Regions from separate parts of the Mus musculus genome. Here regions 1 and 3 are each linked to region 2. A link is a loop called in an ENCODE intact Hi-C map of the cell type or tissue named here. Cell type or tissue: heart. All regions are shown on one strand.

Region 1 (8,000 bases), 310 kb before region 2:
ATTGACTGTTTAAAATGTTTGTACTTGGGGTTGAGGGGCATGGCTCTGTGGTACAGCATTCAGTATGTACACAAGACTCTCAGTTCAATTTCCTGGGCTCCCAAGCCGCCAAAGGAAGAAGGGGAAGAAGAGAGAGCATAGGAGAGAAGGAAGGGGGGACAGGGGAGGGAAGGATGGGGATATTCCTCTATCCTTTTCTCTGACATCAGTTTTGATTTATTAAATATATCACATTAAAATATTATTTGTCTTAGAGCCAGGCGAGATGGCTGAGTAAGAGTGTTTGCCATGCAAATGTGAGTTCAAACCCCTGTGACCTCCATGTAAAAAAGAAAATATATCAGTGGGGTAGTGCACACCTGCAATCCCAGCACTAAGGAGGCAGAGACAGGTTCATCCCTGAGGTTCATCAACTGCCCTAGCTTAACCTATAAGCTCTGGGTTCAGCGAGAGACCCTTTCTCAAAAATGAAGGTAGAGAATGATGGTGGCGAACACGTGACTTTCACCTCTGGCCTCCACATGCAAATACATGTGTACACACATGTATCTATAAACATACCCCAAATGTTATTCGTTTCAATGTTGTACCTGCATTCCCTGGTGGATCTTCAATCACCTGGCCACTGTAGCCTTCAAGGACAAGACTAAATCAGCAAACTTGGATGCTGGGCTATAGGTTGGAGGCACAGGCTCTTGAGAACTTCAAGGGAGTGTTTTAAGGATGCCATAGTGATTTCAAACCAGAGGCCCAGGTCATTGCCAGGCCAGAGTTCTCTCTGAGAGTTGCCTTGCTTTTCTCTCTGGAGGCGTGACATGGTTCTCTGTGACATCTTTGGCTGTGACTGAGCCGAGAAGCTCAGCCATCCTGAGTGCCATTCCTGGGATCAGGGATTGAGCTTTCCCTATGTCCCGGGGATTCCTCCCCAGGAATGTGCTGTTGGGCTGTGCCTTCCCTGGAGAAGGGGTGCTAATGGAAGAGACCTACTAGAATATGAGACAGCAGTGGTTCTCAACCTGTGGTTTCCAACTCCTTTTACAGGGTTTGTCTAGAACCATCAGAAAACACAGATACTTGGGGATGGAGAGATGGCTCAGCGGTTAAGAGCACTGACTGCTCTTCTGAGTTCAAATCCCAGCAACCACATGGTGACTCACAACCATCCGTAATGAGATCTGATGCCCTCTTCTGGAGTGTCTGAGGACAGCTACAGTGTACTTACATATAATAAATAAATAAAATTTTAAAAAAGAAAAAGGAAAACACAAATACTTAATTGCAATTTGTAACAGTAGCCAAATTATAGTTATAAAGTAGCAATGAAAATAACTTTATGGTTGGGGATGACCACAACATATGGAGCTGAGTTAAAGGGCCACAGTGTTAGGAAGATTGAGAACCACTGCTCTAGAGTAAGAAAGAACGAAGCTTTCTTGACTTATGAATGGTCTCCTCTGCCCCAAATCCTCTTTTTTATTGATGGTTTTACAATAATGATTCAGATTTATAGAGTGTGCTCCACAGTCCAGACACACAACTTGACATCATCAAAGCATTATCTCCTTGAATCCTTGCTGCCAGCTCCAAAGAAAAATCCTTCCTTTCATTTGTCTGATGTTTGGTCTTTCAGCACAGGATTTCACTAGGCAGCCCAGGCTGGCCTTGAATTCACAATCCTCCTGTATAAGCCTTATAGGAGCTGGAATTACCTATGTGAGCCATCACACTCAACTTAGACATTCTGTGTGTGTGTGTATGCATGCATGTGCTCATGTGTGCACATGTACAGGAAAGTTCACATGCGTAAGAGTATGCCTCCATATGGGTTTGCATGTATGAGAGTGTATGCCCATACACGTGTGTGTACAAACATACATGTGCACATGTGTTATACTGCACATAGATGTGTACATGTGTGTGAGTGTGCATATGTCTTGCACATGTGTGAGAGCATGCATACATGTGTGTGCATGTATGTGTGGAAGCCAGAGGTCAATTTCAGGTGTCATCCAACTTGTTTTTGTGTTTTGAGAAAAGGTCTCTTCCTGACCTGGAGCACACTGAGTTGGCTAGGCTGGTTGACCAGTAGGCCCCAGGGACCCAGCAATGGGAGGCTGAGGTTAAGATGCATACCATCACTCTTAGATTACTTCTTCTTCTTCTTCTTCTTCTTCTTCTTCTTCTTCTTCTTCTTCTTCTTCTTCTTCTTCTTCTTCTTCCTCTTCCTCTTCCTCTTCCTCTTCCTCTTCCTCTTCCTCTTCCTCTTCCTCTTCCTCCTCCTCCTCCTCCTCCTCCTCCTCCTCCTCCTCCTCCTCCTCCTCCTCCTCCTCCTCCTCCTTTTCTTATCTTCTCTCTGTTCCTAGATTCTTTCTTTCTTATGGTTTCTGTCAACTAAACTTAGGTCCTCATATTTCATGGCAAACACTTCACTGACTGAGCCCTCTCTTAAACCTTCAGGATCCATCTTCCATTCCCATTCTACAGATACAGAACTTGGTGCCCTGAGTGGGAGGGCCCTCATGTGCTTCAGCTAAATGATAGGTTTTAAATTGCAGAGATTTTTGGAATTGCTGCATAAACTTCATATTCTAAGACATTTCCTGTCCCCATGAACATTCAGAGACATTTGAAGACTGGAAGTATGGACAGATGTGGAGAAGTGAAGCCCCACCCCCCTCAAAGTCACGGGCCCTCTGCAGGCTGCAAACCAAGCCCTAGACCTGCATTGCCGACCTTCAGACTGGCATTTGGAGCTGACTCTTTGCCCTGCCAGCACAAACTGCTCCAAAAACAACTCCTTCCTAGCCAGTAACAACCCAGGCCTGGACTCTGTGTTCCAGGGCCATGTCAATGAGCTACAGATCTCCTGAGGACAGAGATGGCTCCAGAAGTCCTGAGCCAGGGACAGAGTTGGGAGGAATGGAACCCTCAGAGGAGAAGTTGGGAAACAGCATGCCCTGATTTTGCCTCAAACTCTAGAGGCAAGGAAGACATGGTGGGTGGTTAGAGACAATCTTGTGACTGACAGGAGGACCTCTAGAGGAAGCCCAGCCCGCCAGCATCCCACCTCCCCCAGCTGCCCTTAGCATCTCATCTCATTTTAGAGGCATTTGTTTTTGGAGATGCAACAGCTGTGGAGCTCAGGACATTTCTCAAGCGCCGCAACCGAGCTCCCGAGACACATGTGACATTGGGTGATGCCTACCATGCAGAAATAAACAGGACCAGAGCCCCTGCTGCTTCTATAAATGGTCATTTTATAACTAAACCGGAAAGGCTGGGGAGTTGACAGCATCAGTAACACTGCTTGCTATGCAAAAGGAAGGGCCAGAGCTTCAGCCTCCAAATCCCTGGGAAAAGCCAGAGATGGTGGCTCAAGCTCGGAATCCCTGCGCTGGGTGGAGGAGACAGATGATGGATCCCTGGGGCTCTGTGGACATTCCAGCCTCATCAGAGAGCTCTGGGGTCCAAGGAGAGAGCCTGTCTCAAAACATCCTAAGAAACAACGTCAAAGGTTGACCTTAGACCTCCAAGTTCATAGCCACTCACCCCACCACCACCACCACACTGGATACAGGGTACACACCTGGAACCCCAGCACTTGGGTGACTGAGATAGAAGCATTGTGTGTTTGAGGCCAGCCTGGGCTACATAGTGAGCCTCTATCTAAAAGGAGAGGCATTAATCCATTTGTGAGGTTTAGGGTCCTAATGGGCTGAGAATGTAGCACAGCGGTGGAGTCTGGATTCCCAGAAGAGCAGGGAAAGGAAGGAAAGACAGTCACTAGATAGACAGCAAGCAGTGAGTGATCTTTTTTTTAAAGTCAGCCTCTCATCTGTGAAGCAATTTAAACACAGCATGGTCATGTTGCTTGTCCAAGTCACACAGTAAATAGCAAATAATAAATACAAAAAAAAAATTAGCCAAAAGTAAATAGCAAAGTAATAGTCTAACCTGGACACCAGACATCCTATCCCTTACCTGTTCCAGAACTTTCTATCAGGGGACACAGCTTATCAAGCAACAGTAAACATTTTATAAGACTTCCCAAGGAGTCTCAGAAGCTCAGAGTGTCTGAGAAAGGCTGAGAGCGTTTGGGGAGCTGACTCAGAAAGAGCTCTGTCCCTTCTCCTGGCCAGGGGACAAGAAGGGGGTTGAGTGATCAGAAGGGTTGTGTGGAAGCATGGAGAGAGAGGGGATGAGTACTTACTAAGGAACAGACTGCAGTTGACTGAGACAAGGTGGGACTGAATCCTATGATGTTTCTTAGTAACTGTCCTTTGGCCACAACAGCGGCCTCTGATGTGTTTGAACCAGGAAGACGCTGAGGAGCTTGTGTGGTGTATGCTGTGCACTGTGAGTTGGGGAGGATTTACTGTTAGGAAAAACCAGATTACCTTCCCAACAATCCAATGAAAGAACTATCAGGGTGATCCTGCACAGCCGTCCAGGCAGGGCACCATAATAAAAGAGGGGGTGCCACCCACATCCTTCCTGGCTTTCTCACATTTATGTCTATTTACTACATCAGTTCTCCAGGAGATGGCAGTCAAGGGTCTTGTTCTGATGAAACTGGCAGCTGTTACTGCCTAGGAAGGTGTGTGGACTGCTCTTGGCATAAAGAACACCTCTTCCTTGAGTTTGAGGAAAGTGGAATTTCGCTCAGGGGTTTGATCAGCTTGGGTATCAATCAGCCCACTTTTCAAACTGAGGACTGTCTCACTGTGGTCTGAGGCTAGGGAGGAGCTGGGTTCACGGTGGAAGGGACGCTGGAGATTCACTGATACAACGGTCTCTCAGTCACACCTGGAAAGGAACAGAGACCTTGTCTACCTGGCAGTGAGGAGAAAACCCACACCAGAAAATGCACCAAGGGTCTGTTTGGGGCAAATCTGAGTGTAGCATGTGTTGGCTGCCTGTAAGCATGTTTGTTTGATTGTTTGCTTGAGTGGTTTGGTTTTTCAGTATGGGACAAACAGGTGGAACTTGGAACTTGGCCCCAGTCCCTCCCTGAAGATTTTAGGTAGGTGTTCTACTGCTAAAGGACTTCTCCAACCACTCCCTGTGATTTTTTTTTAACCTTTTTAATTCTGAGACAACCAGGTCACCTGCTTTAAACTCATGCTGTAGCCCAGAGAGATCTAGACCTTCTTTTCTTTTCTTTTTATGTCTGTCTGTCTGTCTGTCTGTCTGTCTGAGAAAGGGTCTCACTCTGTATATCCCTGGCTGTATGGGAACTCACTATATAGACCATGCTGGCCCAAAACTCACAGAGATCCTTCTGCCTCTGCCTCTCAAGTGCTGGGATTAAAAGCATGCACCACTATGCTCCACCAGGTCTTGGAGTTTTCAATCCTGCTATCTCAGCCACCTGAGTAGCTACAGTTAGAGTCCTGCACCCCAGGACTGCGGTATGACATTCATCACTGCAGATCTGGGCAGAGATATGGATGCTTCGCAGGGCAGGACAGCACCCCCCTTCTGCTTGTGTTGCCTTGGTGACAGGATCAAGGTTAAGAGTTCAAGTTCTGTGGTCACCTGATCTGGGTGTGTCTTCTTACTTCTGATCAAAGCTGTGGTGACCTCAAGCACATGCTTGTGCCCACTGGGCCTCAGTTTCAATAACTGTAAAGTGGGTAAAATAATTGTTCCCGACAGGGGAAGAGTGGAGCCACACAGGTGAATTAATAGGCCTAGCACCATGTAGCACCAATGGCCAGTGGCATCCTTACTGGAAACTGGGTCTGGCTGGTTCATGGCTGCCTCCTTTCCCCACACGTGACTCAAATGGGAGAATTCCAGACCCAAGCCTTCATCCCAGCACCCAGTTGGGGGATGCTAATGTTCTTTGTAGCCTACAGCCTTCCTGGAAAGGTCTTGTTTGGGGACTGGCTGTCATTCCTAGGTTCAGACCTATTTTTCTTCAGTCTGCAGCTGGGATTATTAGAAGTGGGGTCTTGGAGATGGTTTGGCCAGCTGTGGTTGTCTTGGATTGAGTGAGAGGAGAGGAGAGAGGGGAGGGAGAGAGGAAGGATGAAGAAAGAGAGACCCAGAAAGAGGTGAGGCAGAGGAGGGGAGGCGGGGAGGCCGGGAGAAGCATTGCTAATCCGGAATGTTCATGAAGTCCTAGACTTATTTCGCAAATGCCGATTTTAATTACCCAAGCCTTGCAAACACAACCAGAATGCCCCAGTACCACCTCGCTCACTCTGTGTCTTGGTGCCGTCCGTCCGGTGTTTAGAAACCCGTCTCTCACTGGCGTTGATGATGTCACCAGCTGCCTTGTGTGTGGAATTTCCATATCCCCCCACCACCAAAATAACGTTATTAAGTCCACCGGGAAACTCACAATGGTGGACATTTATTGTATAATTGTCATGATTATTACTGCTCTAATTTATTTCCCTACTTAAAAACGTTCTGGAGACTGTAAGTCATTCCAGGTTGATCCTCAAAAACCTGGAGACTCAGATTATTTAGAGAGAGACAGGGAGAGCGTTTAGCCAGGTGCACGGGGCTCTCAGATTTCCTGAGGCTGGCTGCAGGGACTCAATATAGAAAGCAGGGGACAGTGTGTGCATTGTGCCTATGTTAGACAATGTGAGATGGATACAGATCAGATAATTGCATCATTTTCCAAGTGATTCCCCTGGGGTACAAACCCCAACGTGCCCACCAATGAATGGCTTCATGTTTTCTGCTGTCTTCCCCGGGGCTCCGTGCAAAAACACCCTGGTGTAAAATGAGGGTCTTAAAAGGGAGGGGGGAATCTGCTGCAACCTATTCAGTGTGAGACTGTAATGGGGAGAAAGAGGAGAAAGTGAGGAGTTATGGGGTAATAAAGATGGCCAAATTTCATTTCATCGGCGTTTTGATACTCGACCAATTCGAAGGCTCTTAATATGAAGAAGTTTGCGTCCGAGGTTAAATTGAGCATGTGACACACAGGGCCTGTGGGTAGAAAGAGAAACCGGACCCCTCCGCAGACAATTAAAATGCCAGAAGAGTTACGTTAATTGAGCAATTGAACATTTTATGTCCAGTAAATGTGTGACTCTGTTATAACGGCAATATTAACATGAGGGAGAGTTTATTGAGCCCTTATAATGTCCAGGGCATTAGGCAAAGGTAGCGGTCCCCAGTGTGGCTGGTGGGTGGAGGCATTGGTTCGTGTCTGGATATATCTGTAGCTGTCACACCTGGGAAGAGGGGACAGAGGACAGGCAAACTTCTGGGTATCTCTCCATGCCCAGATGGCTCTCCACTTCTGCCTGCTTCTGGCCTCAAACATCCACGTGCCACTTGGAGCACTGAAAGGCATAGGGCTCTTCTAGCAGCCATTCGGTGACAAATTTGACACCTCTCCAGCCCGAGTGCTGTCACTTGCAGTAGTTTACAGATGACCTAATGAGGCTTGCAGATGTTTAAAAAGCCAGGGACTGGGAAGACGGCTGAGCAGGCACTTGCTGACAAGGCTGACAACCTGGGTTCAATCCTTGGGATCTACTTGGTGAAAGGAGAGAATTTTACTCTTGCATGTTGTCTTATGATCTCCTTCCGAGTGCCTTCAGCAGGTGGGTACCCATGCATGCTTGCACATGTGCTCTCGCACCCGTGTACACACACATACACACACACATACATGCGCACACATGCATGCACATGGACACATATGCACACACATGGACACACTCACGCACACTTGCACACACATACATGCACACATGCACACACACAGACACATGCATGCACACATGCACACACATGCACACACGCACACACATGTACACACATGAGCATTCATACACACACACATATGCACATGTGCACACACACATAAATGTAATACATTTTTTAAAGGAAGAAAGACTCACACACCCAAATGCAGACTCTTTCTTAGGGTGTGTGTTCAGTAGGGAAAGGACCTCCAATCTGTTTTTTCTCCATCTTGGAGGATTTGTGAGGCCACATGACAAACAGTAAACAGCGGAAGCTGCATT
Region 2 (8,000 bases):
CCACCGCTCCTGAGGTCACTAATACATTTTAAATCATACAGACAAAATGTTTGGCTTTCAAAGCTATCTTTAAAGACTGCGGCAGACTTTGGTCCCAGGGCTCAGGAGCCAGAGGTAGTGAATCAAGGCCAAACTGGTCTACAGAGTGGGGTCTAGGCCAGATTTATACACTTACATGTAGTATGTAGGAAGGCATGGGAAAGTGCATGGATAAACACTGGTGATTGTCCCTAAGAAGCACCAGGGGAGGCCTTGACTTTCTTAATTTTGTATGTCTTTTTGGGGGCGCGGGGGGTTCAAGACAGGGTTTCTCTGTATAGCCCTGGCTGTCCTGGAACTCACTTTGTAGACCAGGCTAGCCTCGAACTCAAAAATTTGCCTGCCTCTGCCTCCCGAGTACTGGGATTAAAGTCGTGTGCCACCACACCCAGCGTTTTGTATGTCTTGATCACGTAAATATATAATAGAAATGCTTACATACGATCACATAAATACAAAGTTATCTCTTTTCCCTTCAATCCACCCGTGAGAATGTCTCTGATCTCTCCATTGGGAACCAAGGGTGGCTACACGCCTCCTCAGTCACGTGATCCTTCCGCCATCCTAAAGACAGACGCAGTTGTCACCAGGGACCAAGCAGAGAAACTGAGGCACTGCTGTTGGAGGTCCACCGGACCGGAAGGGGTGGCTGAGTGTGTGCCTGCCTGAGCAGTCCGCGCGGAGGTGAGCTCGAAGCTCATCCCTGTGCCTGGAAGCCCGTGACTCAGATACTGCCGGCATTGTACAGATACTAAAAGTGGAGGCAGTGGAGGTTGAAGACGCTGTGGGAGGCGACCCAGCCTGTCTGGTGGTGTTATTGATAATTCTTAAGGACAGTTGCTGGAGGTTGAAGGGCCAGGGCAAGGACCACCTGGACCCTTGGGCTCCTGGTGCATGCTGGGAAGCCTCACACGTTACCACCCCACCCCACCCCACCCCCCCGCCCAGATGAGGACTTCCTTTTCTGCAGTGTGCATGCAAGCTGGCACTTCCCTCAACTGTTGCTAAATGACTGCAAAACAAAGATGTCCCCACACAAACACTTTCAAGCCTTGCTACTACCTTAGTGTTTCCACCAGAAACACAAAGCCTGGACGGGGCTTGCTGTGTTAATAGGCTGTGCCAAGACACAGGTGAGACAGAGGACGAAGTACCGAAGTACCATAGCAAGGATCAAGTTCAGCGAGGGTGTGCCTTCAGAAAGACCCGTGGAGCTGATGAACCGTCTGGGCTCCTGCAGCCCCCACTCCTCTAGGACAGCACTGAGCCCCAGTTACTCCCCTCCTACTTCTGTGACTGAGGCCAGAGGCACTCCAGGCCTCCCCGGACATGCGCAATACACCAGGGAGCCGGGTTCAGGCCACTGGGAGCCCAGGAGGGTAACAAGGAACTGACCCTCTTCCTGTTTCCTGGATCCCTCTTCTGTACCCAAGGCCTCACTGTGCCGCACCCTGCCCCACACCTCCCATACCCCCCATACCCCATCCTGCCTCAGACGTCCTGATATGCCTTCTGCCTCCCTCTCTGTGAAACGGGCTAAGAAATCAACTAGGAAACGATAGTCTTGTTCCCAAAAGAGCAAAGAACTTTTTCTTGTGGTCCCGGGGCTCACGGGAGCCTTAAGGATAAAACAGAAGAGAAATGGACCTTTCAAGGAACAGCCTTGGGCCTCTTTGGGAAGTTGTGCAGTAAATCTAAAACTCCCAAGTTGAATGGCCTTTAGGCCCGCTTCTGGAGCCCCACCCTAGAACAGTAACAGTCGAGCCTCGGAGAACAAAAATGGGGATGTTGGTGGTAGCACCCTTCTTACGTCAAACTGGACATGAACCCTTGACGGTCGGCAGGGGAATGGCAGGGCAATAGGCACCTGGCCAGAGCAAGGAATAGCATGCAGCTATTAAAAAGGATAAGGTTGGCATGCCAATGTTTTTTTTAACTTAAAGGCATGTCCAAGACATTAATGAAATAGTAATAATTTGGATTGGTTTTTGCAGAAGGAAGCCAAGGCTGCGTGAGTTTGTGTAAACAGGAGAGGGCAGGAAGCTCCCATGCATCTAGGAGTGACTGATATGATGTCACAACTTTCTGAAGTTTCTCAAAGAGATACACCTGCTAGTACTCAAAACCACAAGCTAAGTATTCAGGGGGTGTCAAGAGGGCTAAATAGATAAAGGAGCTTGCCACTAAGCCAGACAGCTTGAGTTCGATCCCCGGGAATCCACGTGGTATCCAACCAACCCCGTTGTCCTTTGACCTTGACTTGGGCACTGTTACAACACACACACACACACACACACACACACACACTCAAAGAGGAGGAAATAAAGCTAATTTTAAAAACTAAACATCAAAATTAAAACCTTGGCCTGGGAAGATGCCTCAATCAGGAAGATGCTTGCCATGCAAGCCTGAAAAGCCAGGTTCAGATCCCTAGCCCCAGAGAAAAGGGTCAGATGTGTCAGTGCTGGGCAGATCTCTGGGGCTCACTGGCCAGCTGCCTAGCTGAGTGAGCAAACCCCAGACTCCAGTGTGGGAATGTGCCTTAAACATTTACACAGAGCCAGGCATGGTGGTGCATCCCTTTAGTCACTCGGAATACAGAGACAGGAAGATACCTGCGACTTTGAAGTTAGACGGGTCTACATAAGACTAAATGGAGAATGGTATATGTATATATAAATACACCCACGCGCGCGCACACGCGCGCGCACACACACACACACACAGAACATATTATCTCTCTCTCTAAATATATATGTGTGTGAGAGAGATATATGTATATGTATATTATATGTATATTATATGTATATTATATGTATATTATATGTATATTATATGTACATACATATATATATATATAGCCCAATTTTTCACTTAAAATTGGGGAAAAGAAGCTGGAGCTCTCTAGTATAATATTAGTCACACACACTTTAGTAAAGTGTTGGGTGGCTATACTTTAGCAAAACCAGATCTAAGACAGCCATGACAGGTAGGACTCAATAGTGAGGTCCTGTCCCAAACAAACAAATCCCACATGTGGTTTCTAAGGAACATAACCCAAGATTGATTTCTGCTTTTCACATGCACATACATACGTGTACCCACTTACACACATCAAATAAAAGTTTTTAAAATAAAGACCTTAAGGAGCTGCCAAAATGGAGCCAGAACAGGGAGGGGTCCCCATTGGCTCCCTGTACCCTTCTCCCCTCTCTTCCACCCCGCCCCCACCCCGTGGGCATCGTTACTTGTCCTTTCTTCCCCGCCCTGCTCCCTGGCCATCTCCAGCCATCTCCCTGGTATATCTCACGCTGACACACACCATGTTGCCAGCCCTCCCGTTCCCAGCAGGCCTGCTGCCCCAGCCCTGACCCCGTCCCTCGGAGAGGTTGAAAGGGCACCCTGAGATAACCCAGCTCCAGCTCTCCCACAGGAAATCGGGGAGGAGGGAACCCCCCACCCCCACCCCCGCTGCCTAGTTAGGGTCTTCAGAGCCTCCCATGATAAGAGCAGTCGTGTGCTGAATGTTCCATAAGTACCAGGCTCAGTGCTAAGCCCTGTCCTGTGTGACCACACCCTGCTTGCTAGGGACGCTCAGAAAGGAGAGAAAGGGCTGAAGGAAGAGACCTCGGAGCCTTGCCTGGCTCATGTGTGAAATGAAATGATCATGGTTCCCTCTACCTGAGGTCAGAGAGAACTGGGGCAGGAGCGGGGGCCCCTGTAGTCTCTTACGTAACCTGTACATGTTCCATATTCTTGTATCCAAGCTGGGAACACGGCCAGTGTTCCTGAAGCACTTGCCCTTGTTGGTAATTCATCTTTAGACTGATAGGAGAGAACCTGGCTGATGAACTTGCAGAGAACCTGGTTTAATCTACTCGGAGAATAGAAAGAAAGCATCTCAAGATGGCCACGTGACGTGGGTGGAGAGACTGGACCTCCCCCAACCCCTGCAGAGTTAGCGGTCCCTTGGGAAGCGCAAAGATGGATTCTTTGCAGAAGGGGCCGGAGCTGGGGTGGGCTGTGAGGAGTTTAGGGAGCATGGACAAGGAACTGGGTCTTGTTGCTACAGTTTGTACCTAGAAGGCCTACTGGGTCGAAAGAAAGTCATCTCTTCTCACCTGCTTGGCCTAATTTCTCTCCTGTTTTTTTTTTTTTTTGTTTTTTTGTTTTTTTTTTTTTTAATAGGAACAATTGCAGAATGTCATATTGATAAAAATATAAATGTGAGTTGTTAAAGGTTTAAAAGGTAAAATTCAATCAACTGACATCATCATCCGGGTCCTTTACAGGGACGATCTCTTAACCCTCCTCTACCGTCCCACGAACGATAGCATCATGAGCCCCACCGTTCAAAAAGGAAGGCTCAGAAGCACCATGCTCAGCCTCTTTCAGCGGCGTTGCCATAGAGGATGAGACAATTCCATCCTAGTTCTCAGATGGGAAAACTGAGGCATAGAGAGACCAAGTCCCATATCAAAGATGTCAGAGAGGGCAAGAAGGAGCGAGAGCTAGGAGCCAAGCCGGCCCGCGCCAAGGTAGCTTGCTTCCGCTTGAAGAGCGCGGGCGCCCCCTTGTGGCAAAACATCACTTGATGGCAGTTTAGACTGAAGACGGAAAAGGGGCGGGTGCGGAAGGAGCGGGGAGGTTGGCAGGGAGGCTCTTCCAAAGTCACTGGTTATGTTGTCACCAGGCCAACCTGGCTCCGAAGGTCCTGAGGGAGAAAAAAAATCTCGTCTCAGCAACCATAAGAGATTTCTGACATGAATGAGTTTCTAGGCAGTTTCCTAGAAAAAAACGGGACACAGGTTCACACTTAAGACCAGGAGAAGAAAGAGGTGGATCTCTTGGGTATTAGTCACTTTCGTATGAATGCTCTTTTGTAAAACCAGATCTAGGATGGCTGAGATGTACTGAAGAACGCAGGCTGGAAAAAAATGAGGAAAAGACCATGATGAGAGTCAAGGAAGCCTGACTGTGGTCTTAACATTTCTCCTCCCAAGTTTGTCAGGAAATTCTGAGCCCTAAGGTCTTGAGGGCCTTTGGGAATGCGGTGGGCCATGAAGGTGCCCCCCACCGCTGAACTAGGTGGCTCTCTCTGAGCAGAGAAGCACCCCCACCCGCACCCCAGCAATCACCATATCTGCCAGTATCTTGATCCTGGATCCTTGATCCAAGGCAGAGCCGAGACCTATACATGTTTATGGAGTCCAAACTCTAAGGAACAAGCTAGAAGTCCCAGCAGCAGACAGTGGGGAAGCTGACCCCACCCGCCAGCTGCAGGGGGATAAAGATTCTGTAGTCTCTCTCCCTCTCTCTCTCTCTCTCTCTCTCTCTCTCTCTCTCTCCCTCTCTCTCTCTCTCTCTCTCTCTCTCTCTCCCTCCCTCCCTCCCTCCCTCCCTCCCTCCCTCTCTCGTCCTAGGTGTGTGCTGGGTTCTCTGCCTGAATCCTCACCAGCATGTTTCATCGTCAGTCGATTTGAGGGCAGTGTAGGATTGCATTCGTTTCTCTGACAGAAACATGTATCTAAGAATTCCTCGTGTTTTGTGCCCTTTGCCTACCCAGGGGCTTCTCCTCTATCCCCACCCACATCCTGCCCCCAGTATCCTCTACTTAGCCCTACCAGCTTCCGCTCCATTGACATGACCACCTCCAAGAAGTCCTCCAGCTCCATTCCTAACACCCTGGAATTGCTCCCATCCCCATCCCTAGTCCTGTCTCTTTTAGGTTCAGACCCCACCCCACCTCCACCCCCGATTCTGCAATATGGCATCTCTCATGCACATGCACTCAGAACGTTGACCATGCCACTGTGTCCCCAAGTAAAGGTGTGTCCAACCCATCTCGGGACTCTCCTCTGCACCCCCGCTGAGTCCTCAGCCCCATCTGTAGAAAGGACTGGGACACAGTTTCTCCCCTCTCTGCTTCAGGCAAAGTACACGCGCTTCTGCACAGCCCTCTGGGAGCTTCAAGGAAGTGGTTTTAATTTTGTTCCTTGACTGGTGCACAAATCTGGTTGCTAGAATCCTGGTTCAGAGTAGGGTGGTGACCATTGAAGTCATGAGTGTTACATCATCAGGAGATGCTACCGTCGTGTCTGATGACTGGAGACGACACTGTCATGGTCAATAGCTGTCCTGTGTTCTGTATAGATCGATGGCTCCAAGCTAAGTTCATGTGGGCACCCGTCCCTGTTGATCTGCAAGGACAGTGCAGATACCTAGGCTAAAGAACCACCCTTACAGACACACCATACACTCTGAGACTACCTCCCAAGTAAGGGCTTCAACCCCAGCCGTGATCCCTAAAACTGCTTCTAGGGAGACCAGCACCAGATGTCTCCAAGCCTCAGGTGTGAGTCGTTATTCTCCAAGACAAACTCACTGTGCAGCTCGAGCTGGCCTGGAATATGCTTTGTAGCCCAGGCTAGACTTGAACTCATGATTCTGCTACCTCGGCCTCCCAAGGGCTGTGGTCACAGGTGCGCATGCACCAGGGGGCCCACTTAGGTGTGACTCTTTGATCCGTGCCTGGGTAGGACTTATGCTGTTGCTACTTGAGGTAACAGGCTGGGCAGGGCTCTGCCTAGGTCACTGATGCCAAGGTCACGGATGGGGGTAGGAAAATGCTTCTAGGTTGTTTGTGAACTCCCCCCCTCCCCCCCAGCTAGAGTAGATGTGGCCTCCTTGGCTTTGAAAATAAGCAAAGAGTTTGCCATTCTATACATTGTAGGCTGCCTGGGTCTCCTGAGGTGGGGAACTGGAGTCTGTGTGCTTCTGGTTTCTCCTCACTGACCCTGGGTCTTGTGTGCTGGATCCACTCCAAAAGGGTATGAATGTAACAGACTTATGAACCCAGGATGGGGGGAGTTAATCTGCAATATTAAAAAAAAACAAACAGCATCATCTCTAAAGTTGAGAACAGAGCTCAGGAGAGCCAGCTCTGGGGTTCAGAGAACTCACTGCTCTCGCAGATGACAGGAATTCAATCCCCGACTCCCACCCTCCTGTGGTTACTGTGCCAGGGGATCTGACGCCCTCTTCTGGCCTCAGAAGGCACCTGCACACACACGTCCAGACACACATACATAATTTTAATTTTTTTTAAAAAATTTTTTTTGTAAAGTTAAGAACAGAACACTACATTGCTGCCGAATATCTTTAAGCCTGGAGCAGGAAAGAAAAGCTAGCCATTACCCAGTTTGTCTGTGTTTGAGTCCTTGGCCTGGGTACACCTCCTCTGACTGTCAGATCATTTTATAGAGTGTTTATTTGGGAAAGGAATAGAATAGGCTTTTTGACAAACCATCATCAAATGCTTCCAAGAAAACTCAAAGCCCTGAGCGGAGAGGATGTGGAGTTTGCCTTTCCCGAGTGGAAGCCAACAGAAGCCCAGGCAGGCTGGTCATCTCTGGATGGGGCTAGCCCAGCCAGGGCAGGAGAGGCCATCTTTCAGAGGCGCCAAGGGACCACCCTGGGCAAGGCTGTCCACCAGGACTCACAAGTGGCTCATTGTCCCCCAGACAGCCAGGCTCTGGGCTGGAGAGGAAAGGTGGAGATTGTGTGCGTTGGCAGAGTCAGTGGGGAGGGTCTGGGGATAATCCTGCTGTAAAGAGATGTTTGAGCTCCGGTCCTGATGAAAAAGAAAGCCAGGGTCAGTTTCGAGGGGGTGAGGCCACTGGTAAATTGGAGATGTGGAGGCTTCAGGGTGGAAGCCTCTGTTTTGAAAGAGATTAGGAGATAGGAAGAGGGGAAATGGGTAAGAATAAAAGCCAAGACCTGTATTTCCATATGGGACCTGAGAGATGCCGGGTGTGGTAACTCACGTGCCTAGAAAGCCTAGCATTCAGCCAGTGTCTACCCTTCTTTAAGGCTCAAAGAAGGTGCCACACAGCCACCACTATTTGATGCCATTAGGAGGAAAATTGTTATCCCTGCTTCAGCCAGTCCTTCATCACGGG
Region 3 (8,000 bases), 350 kb before region 2:
TAAAAATATATTTGAGACTAGAGAGATAGCTAGTCAACTGACAGAGGATTGGTATCTTGGATATTGAAAATGAAGGACCTAGGTGTGGTGGTGCACACCATTTATCTCAACAACTGGAGCAAATGGGTGGATCTCTGAGAGTTCAAGGCCAGCCTGGTCTACTTAGCAAGTTCCAGGGCTTCACAGAGAAACCCTGTCTCATGAAAAAGAAAAGTATCTTATATATACATCTGAGAATGGTACAATGAAAATCATTATTTTATGCAATTAATACATACCAATAAATTGCTTTTATCTTATGCCTGTGGGAGCAGCTTGTGGTCTAGGAAGAAACTCACTTGCGTTTAGCACAGATGAAAATATAAAACCAGCATCGTTTGATCACTTACAAAAAGTCACTTTGGTATCAGCTAAGAGGAAAAATTTGTGTGGCTAAGTGATCCAATTATCAAAGTTAAGCAATGTCTCTATGACTGGACAGGAGTCAACATTTTAGAATGCTCTTAATATAAATAAAATGTGTGCACAACTTATTGCTATAAACACAACAGATCATACACCTCATTATATGTTAAATGAGCACAGCTTTGGTAATGCAGTCCTATTGCTCTTTAAAAACATAAAATATACGCACAGTTTGTTATTACAAATATGAGCTGATCTTATAGTTATGTCTAATGACTTAAATGTCAATTTAAAGTTAAGTGTTAAGTTAAATGAACCCTGCTTTGCATAAATATTTGGTAACAGATAACTTTATGAAAGTGACATAAAATAATTTAAATATAGGCATAATAAGATAGGTGTGTACCATTTAGTAGTTATAAAAAAGATGAAGGCTTAAGACATGTACAGCTTCAGTGTTCTGGCCTGTAGTTTGAAATTCTTATTGGTTGATTTTCATGAGGCTCTGCACACACGTATGTTTGTGTGTGTGTGTGTTGTGTATGTGGATATGTGTGTGTTTGTGTGTTGTGTATGTATATATGTGTGTAAGTATGTATGTGTGGATATATGTGTGTTGTGTGTATGTATGTTGTGTATTTTGTGTGTGGTATGTGTGTTTGTGCATATGTGTTGTGTTTAAGTGTGTATATGTGTGTGTTGTATGTGTTTTGTGTGTAGTATGTATTTGTATGTGTGTACACGGGTGTTGTGTGTCGTGAGTGAGTGTATTGTATGTGTGTTTGTATGTGTGTTATATATGTTGTATGCGTGTTGTGTGTGTTTTGTGTATGGTATGTGTGTGTATGTGTGGTATGTGTGCTTGTGTGTATTGAGTATGTAGTATGTGTTGTGTGTGTGCTGTGTGTTTGTGTTTGTATGTGTAATTGTGTGTGTGTTGTGTGTATGTATGTGTGCATGTGCATGCAAGCTTGAGTGTGCATGTGAGAAAGGTCAGTGAGGACTCTCATCTGGAGGTCAGGGGAGGACATTGCATTTTCTGCTCCATCACCCCTTGAGACAAGGTCTCTCACTGAGCCTGGTGGCTGGCAAGCACAGCTATCCTCCTGCCTCTGCCCCAGCAGCACGGTTGATGTGTGACCTTGGCATGTGTGTGTGTTTAAGTGTGTATGCATATGTGTTGTATTTAAGTGTGCATATATGTGGCAGAGTTTAGGTCTTCATACTCTTGCAGGTTGTGTTCCTATTCACTGCAGCATCTCTTCAGCCCTGATGCTCTGTATCCTAGTCTTTCTCTCAGAGCAGAATATTCAGACCAGCTACCGGCACTGAAGTGGGTGGCTTGGTATGTGTGTGTAGCATCATGTGCAAGTTGTTATGGCTGTTGTTTGGGGGGAAGCTCACTTCCAAGTTTTTTTTTTTAATCTATCTATCTATCTATCTATCTATCTATCTATCTATCTATCTATCTATCTATCTAATATATATATGTGTGTGTGTGTGTGTGTGTGTGTGTGTGTGTGTGTGTGTGTGTGTGTATATACATGAGTACACTAGCTGTCTTCAGACATACCAGAAGAGGGGGGCATCAGACCCCATTACAGATGGTTGCCAGTCACCATGTGATTGCTGGGAATTGAACTCAGGACCTCTGGAAGAGCAGTCAGTGCTCTTAACCGCTGAGCTGTCTCTCCAGCCCCTACTTTCAGTTTTTAACATCAGGAAGCACTTTGTTGTTGTTTTTAATGATGATGTTTTGTGTTGTTTGTTTGAGACAGTGTCTTATGTAGCCCAGGCTGGTCTTGAATCCACTATTTAGCCCAGGCAGCCCTTGACCTCTGCTTGTCCTGCTTCTGAACGCTGAGATCGTGGGAGTGCTCCACATCACCTAGTTATGGAAAACAGTTTTTGTTTTTGTTGTTGTTTTTTTAAAGTCATGAAAGTGGAATACTGGAGGCAGAAAAAGGTGCAATTAAGGATTGATGGGTGGAACACAGAGATGGAGGAGGGGGCCAGTAGAGCAGGGAGGGCAACCATAGCTGTAAGGAAACTATGGTCTGTACACTAATTCAAAGATCTATTCTTACTTTTCTCTATGTGTGAGTTCATGAGCTGGTATGCTTGTGCTTGTTTGTAAGTGCACTGTGTATGTGCAATGCCCTTAGAGGCCAGAAGAGGGCATCAGATCCCCTGGAACTTGAGTTACAGATGCTGGTGAGCTGCCATGTGGGCACTGGGAATCATGCACGGGTCTTCTTCAAGAGCACCCAGTGCCCTTAGCTGCTCAGCCATCTCCCTATGTTTGAGAGGTCGTGAACTAAGCACGTTTGTCTCCTCCCTCCCCCGTCACACACCAGTGCAGTTTCAAATGTCCAAGAACCAGCAACTTCCTCCTCTGTACTTTCTGAACATTTGGATGAGATTCCCCCAGATGGCAGCTCCTCTCTGCCCCAGGGAGTCGTAGCTGAAGGGAACCCAACAGGTTCAAGCAGTTTATTCTAAGAAAGGAGGGAGAGGGGGAGGGAGAGGGAGAGGGGGAGGGGGAGGGGGAGGGGAAGGGGAAGGGGGAGGGGGAGGGGGAGGGGGAGGGAGAGGGAGAGGGAGAGGGGGAGGGGGAGGGAGAGGGAGAGGGAGAGGGAGAGGGAGAGAGAGAGAGAAGAGTTACAGGAAGATACAGAGAAATACAGAGACAGAGATAGAGACAGACAGAAAGACACAGAAACACAGACAGACAGACAGACAGACAGACAGACAGACACATACACACACACACACACACACACACACAGAGAGAGAGAGAGAGAGAGAATACACATCCCATACTCCAGCACGTATGGAGGGCATTTGGCATTGGGTCCCACTGCAGTCTTGAAAGGCTGAGGGTACAGAACACAGGTCAAGAGGAGCCTACAGGGAGGACAACTGAACAACCCAGCAGGCAGCTGTCACCACCCATGGTTGGAGAAACTCTCTCTAGGGAGTGAAATGAAGGATGGAGAGGAATCAGGGGAGAAGGGATAGGAAAGGAGGAGGTGGGGGAGGGAATGAAAGGAAAAAAAATTCAGGCAGGAGCTTGGCTTAGTATATAACCCAGTCATCACCTCACAGCAGCTATGGCTGTCTGTCTGTCTGTCTGTCTTGAGCCAGATGGCTGTGAGCCACCCTGAGAGCGCTGGTAATCAAACCCTGGACCTCTGCAAGAGCAGCCCAGTGGCTCTCAACCTTCCTAACGCTGCAACCCTTTAATTCAGTTCCTCACGGTTTGGCACCTCCCCCCCCCCCCAACCATAAAACTATTTTTGTTGCTACTTTGTAACTGTAATTTTGCTACTGTTATAAATATTAATGTAAATATCTTTGGAGACAGAGGTTTGCCCAGGATGTAGTGACCACAGGTTGAGAACGGTTGTTAGCTGCTGAGCCATTGCTCAGCCCCTCGGTCATTTCCCTCTGGTATTGATTGGAATCCCCCCAGTGCCTGAGCATGTTGGGTTCTTTTCCAGTGTTTAATGGCCATTCCTATTTCTCCTTCTGAGAACCACCTGCTCAGTTCACTCACCCACTTGATTTTGGCATTTAATCTTTGGATTCCTTATAGACTCTAGATACCAATCCCCGTTCGATGAAGAGTTGGCAAAGATCTCCATTCCCTGCGCTGAGACTTCACTTCTGTTTTGGTTTCCTCTGCTGTGTAGATGCTGTCTACAAAATTAATAATCTCCCCTCCCCTTCCCTGCATCGTCTTACTCAATGCCACCAGTGCTGGTGTCCTAATTTCTGGCGATCCCATTGGTCTGTTCTTGGAGTTCTCTCCTGAGTTGTTGGGGTGCCTTTAGCAAGTCCTCGCTACTGAGGTATCTGAAACTAGCTGCCTCTCTGTTCCCTGGAGCTTTGGCGTGCCCACTGCTTAGGTTGCCTTTGGCCACTAGAGGGCACCAGAGACACACATTTTCAGTTCTCTGGGCCGTTACCTAGTTGTGATTTCTCTCTGCGCCCCAAGGCCTTGAAATGCTGTGTGTGTGTGTGTGTGTGTGTGTGTGTGTGTGTGTGTGTGTGTGTGTGTGTCTGTGTGTGTGTGTCTGTGTGTGTCTGTGTGTGTGTCTGTGTGTGTCTGTGTCTGTGTGTGTCTGTGTCTGTGTCTGTGTCTGTGTCTGTGTCTGTGTGTGTTACGTGTACTGAAATCAGAGGACAACTCTCAGGGGTTAGCTCACTCCTCCACCAAGTGGCCCTCAGGGAGTGAACTCAGGCCATCTGGCTTTGTGTGCCTTACCGACTGAGCCATTTCGCCAGCCCTTAAGCACAGGTCTCTTTGGCCTTCATTAGTTCTTTACAGTGATGTTTCTTTCCCCTGTGCCCTCAGCTCTCATGAATCAGATTTGCTAGTGAGTGACAATCTACTTTTTTTTTCCCTCTCCTCTGCTTCTGGGCCAGGTCCTCCTGTCCCGTCTGCCATCTCACTCCCGTGGATGGAAAACTAGTAGTGACAGTGTCCACTACTGTCAGTCCACGGCCAAATGGCAACAGCAGCAACAGGCAGGGTGCGTGTTCTTGATCTCCTCAAAGCAACTCCAAGCTCACGAAGCTAAGGCAGAAGGGCCATGCGTTTGAGGCCACCCTGGGCTCAATTGCAAGACCCCGTCTCCAATCAAAACTGAACAAACAGAAAAGCAACTTCAAGTCCCCAGGCCAAAACGAGAGGAGTGAAGAGTAATGAATTAGAAATTGTCCGTGCTGGACAAATCGCCGCCCACAAACCCAGAGACCTGCATCTTTCTGTAGGACACACACCACACCTGGCTTCACCAAGGGGGCAGAGGTGCTCACGGCCATTCACCCCATATCTCAGGCTCCAGCAGGATCTCTCTGAGCAGTCAAACTTTTCTTATTGAGCAGGCTGGGCCTTCAGACCCTGGCTTCAAAGAGAATTCTTCTCCTCAATGAGCAGAGGAGAGGAAGAAATCTGTCACTGGATTCTGGTTCTCCAGCTCCTGCCCTTAATTGAAAAGGTGCCCAGGACGCTCTCTGGTGCCCCACTCCCCTCCTAAAGAGAAGGCTCAGAAGGAGCCTGAGCCTGCATCTGGGCTGGTGAGCCCTGTCCGCAGCCCTTCCCCGTTCTGCAAAGCCCTCTGTCTGCTTCCTCCTGATCTCCTCATCCATCCTAAGGAGTCTTCACACCTCTGAGGGCCGGCGAGCCTTCCCGTTATCATCAAACCCAGGAGCCCAAGCGCTCTGGAAGGGGCATTCCGACTCCAAGTCGCCGATCTTCAGAACTCTCGGCCACGAGAGAAGGAAACGCCGCAGTAAAGATAAACGACTCTGGTTTTCATTCTGGCCCGACATCCATCTTGGCAAAAACTGAAACCAATTTCTAGGGATTAGAAGTGTGGAATAGGGGGCAGACAGCCATCCCTGGTGTGTGTGTGCACACGTGGGCGCGTTTGTGTGTGGTGTGTGTATGTGAGTGTGTGGGTGGTGTGTGTTTGTGTGTATGTGTGTTGCGTGTATGCATCTGTGTGTGTTGTGCGTATGTTTGTGTGTTGTGCATACGTGTATATGTGTGTGTATATGTGTGTGGTGTGTGTGTGTATATGTGATGTGTGTACGTGTGTGTGTTGTGAGTGAGTGTGTTGTATGTGTGCTTGTGAGTATGTGTATGTGTATTTGTGTGTATATATGTGTGTTGTATGTATATGTGCTTTGTGTGTAGTGTGTGCTGTGTATTGTGAGTATATGTATGTGTGTTTGTGTGTATGTATGTGTGTTGTAGTTGTATGTATGTGTACTGTGTGCACTGTGTATTGTGAATATATGTTGTATGTGTGCTTGTGTGTGTGAATGTGTGTTTGTGTGTATATATGTGTGTTGTGTGTTTGTATATATGTTTGTTATGTATTGTGAGTATATGTTCTGTGTGTTTATATGTGTAGTTGTATGTTTTGTGTGTTGTGCATGTTGTGAGTGTGTTGTATGTGTGCTTGTGTGTGTTTGTATTTGTGTTTGTGTGTGTGTGTGGTGTGTATGTATGTATGTTTTGTGTGTATGGTGTGTGTGTATGGTGTGTGCGTGTGTGTGCACGTGTGCGTGCGTGCCTGTGTGTTGGGGGCGTTGCCTAGATAAGATAATAAGTCTGTCCAGTTCTGTGGGAAGGAGCTGTACTAATGGTCTGTCACTGCTTTTCTTTTCCTCTGTATCTTTTTTTATAAAGAGACATTTCCGTTCTGCCTTTTTCTTCTTGCTTGAATGTTTATCCATCGAGAAGCTTGGTTATTGGAACCAGTGATAAAGTAACAAGTTCTTGGCTAGAAGGTTCTGAAAGTGCGATAGAAGCCCGGGCTGCCAGGCTGTATCTCAGGTTAGACAACACAGAAGAAGCATCACATATAATCCGAGGGCCTCGGCCCCACCCTCCTCTCTCGCCCGGGCCACTGTTTGGAAACCAATGAGTGTTGTGTCAATGCCGGTCTTTGGGACTGGTTCAAAGGCTCCCTCTGAGGCATGCTGGGATATGGGGTTGGTTCAAAGGCTCGCACTGATGCATGCTGGGATATGGGGTTGGTTCAAAGGCTCACACTGATGCATGTTGGGATGTGGGGTTGGTTCAAAGGCATGCGGGGATGCAGCGTGCCCCCACGGGATGCCTCCATCACATCTCTGCTGTGGGCTCTCTCTGAGGCAACACATCAAGGACAGAGTCCAGAGAAATTAAACGCTGCTCTGGTGCCTGGGGGGAGCATGGCTCTTCAAACAAAGCTACTCGGCTGCAGAGCCAAGCACATCTGCGTTGTTGATTGCTCTCTGCGTTGCTGACGGCTCTCTGGTGTTTCCTGGATGCATTCTCATGATTAAGTCTTCCGGGATAACGGGTCTCAGAGACCCAGAACCTGCCGCTAAGAACTTACTTTAAAAAAAGACAGATTCCCAGATATGGGAATTCCCTACGGACATGTTTAATATAAATTTAAAACTCGGTGCATATTTATCTGGTGCTGATGCTGAGAACCAAATACAAAGAGGTCCACAGATACCGTGGAAAGAGTGACAGAGGGGAGAATGTTGAAAACTACCTTCCCATGGTCAAGCAGATATTTGATGTACAATTAAAGATGGGCAAACAAAAGCTTAATGTAAATGGAGGCCAGGGATATCAGGTAGCTCACTTGGGGGCAGATACCTCATCATAGAGGTGCCTCAATGGAGAGAGCATAGGGTGTAATGATGGTGATGGTGGTGATAATGGTGATGATGGTGGTGGTGATGGTGATGATGGTGGTGGTAATTATGACAGTGAGGTCAGAGGTGATGTAGAGTAGACCCAGACTTTGAGGTCTTCTAGCATCTGACTCGGGGGTACATCCTGATGTTTCTACAAAGTGCATTGGAAGTAAGAGCTGTCTCATAGGAACACACGTGCACACACACAAGATGGTATGAAGTTCTAACGATTAATGTGTCGAGTTTACGGGTTGCTGTATGAAGTGGCCCATCGGGAGGCTCTGCGATTCAAACACTCATCCTGAATCTTGTCCCAAAGCTGTGTGACTAAGCCAGCCCAGTCAGTCGACAGGGTCTCGAGGGAGGGAGTGAGGATTAAAGAA

Evidence for each region. Hi-C counts contacts between places; a loop is a spot of excess contacts. Peaks named below come from ENCODE experiments on the same cell type or tissue, not always from the same donor. Only the 100,000 strongest peaks of a DNase experiment are listed, where the experiment ranks them.
Region 1: a loop joins it to region 2, with 7 times the contacts of the local background. A loop is called at or near these places in 29 of 42 quality-filtered maps.
Region 3: it touches region 2 in a loop (7-fold over the local background); 27 of 42 quality-filtered maps call a loop at or near these places.

What each region holds. Positions count from the first base shown.
Region 1 is chr5:119,773,498-119,781,497 of GRCm38, forward strand. No RefSeq gene overlaps it. Among named protein-coding and RNA genes, the nearest start is that of Gm42017, 9.5 kb to the right of the region's middle. In heart, a CTCF peak has its summit at 4,534 (motif pointing right); a DNase peak (open chromatin) is centred at 2,804; H3K27me3 peaks cover 1,839 bases.
Region 2 is chr5:120,084,132-120,092,131 of GRCm38, forward strand. No RefSeq gene overlaps it. Among named protein-coding and RNA genes, the nearest start is that of Rbm19, 28 kb to the right of the region's middle. In heart, a CTCF peak has its summit at 4,612 (motif pointing left); a DNase peak (open chromatin) is centred at 4,630; H3K4me3 peaks cover 532 bases; H3K27ac peaks cover 2,275 bases; H3K27me3 peaks cover 2,683 bases.
Region 3 is chr5:119,736,986-119,744,985 of GRCm38, forward strand. No RefSeq gene overlaps it. Among named protein-coding and RNA genes, the nearest start is that of Gm42017, 46 kb to the right of the region's middle. In heart, CTCF peaks have their summits at 2,573 (motif pointing right) and 4,300 (motif pointing right); no DNase peak of the experiment used is centred here; H3K27ac peaks cover 690 bases; H3K27me3 peaks cover 1,433 bases.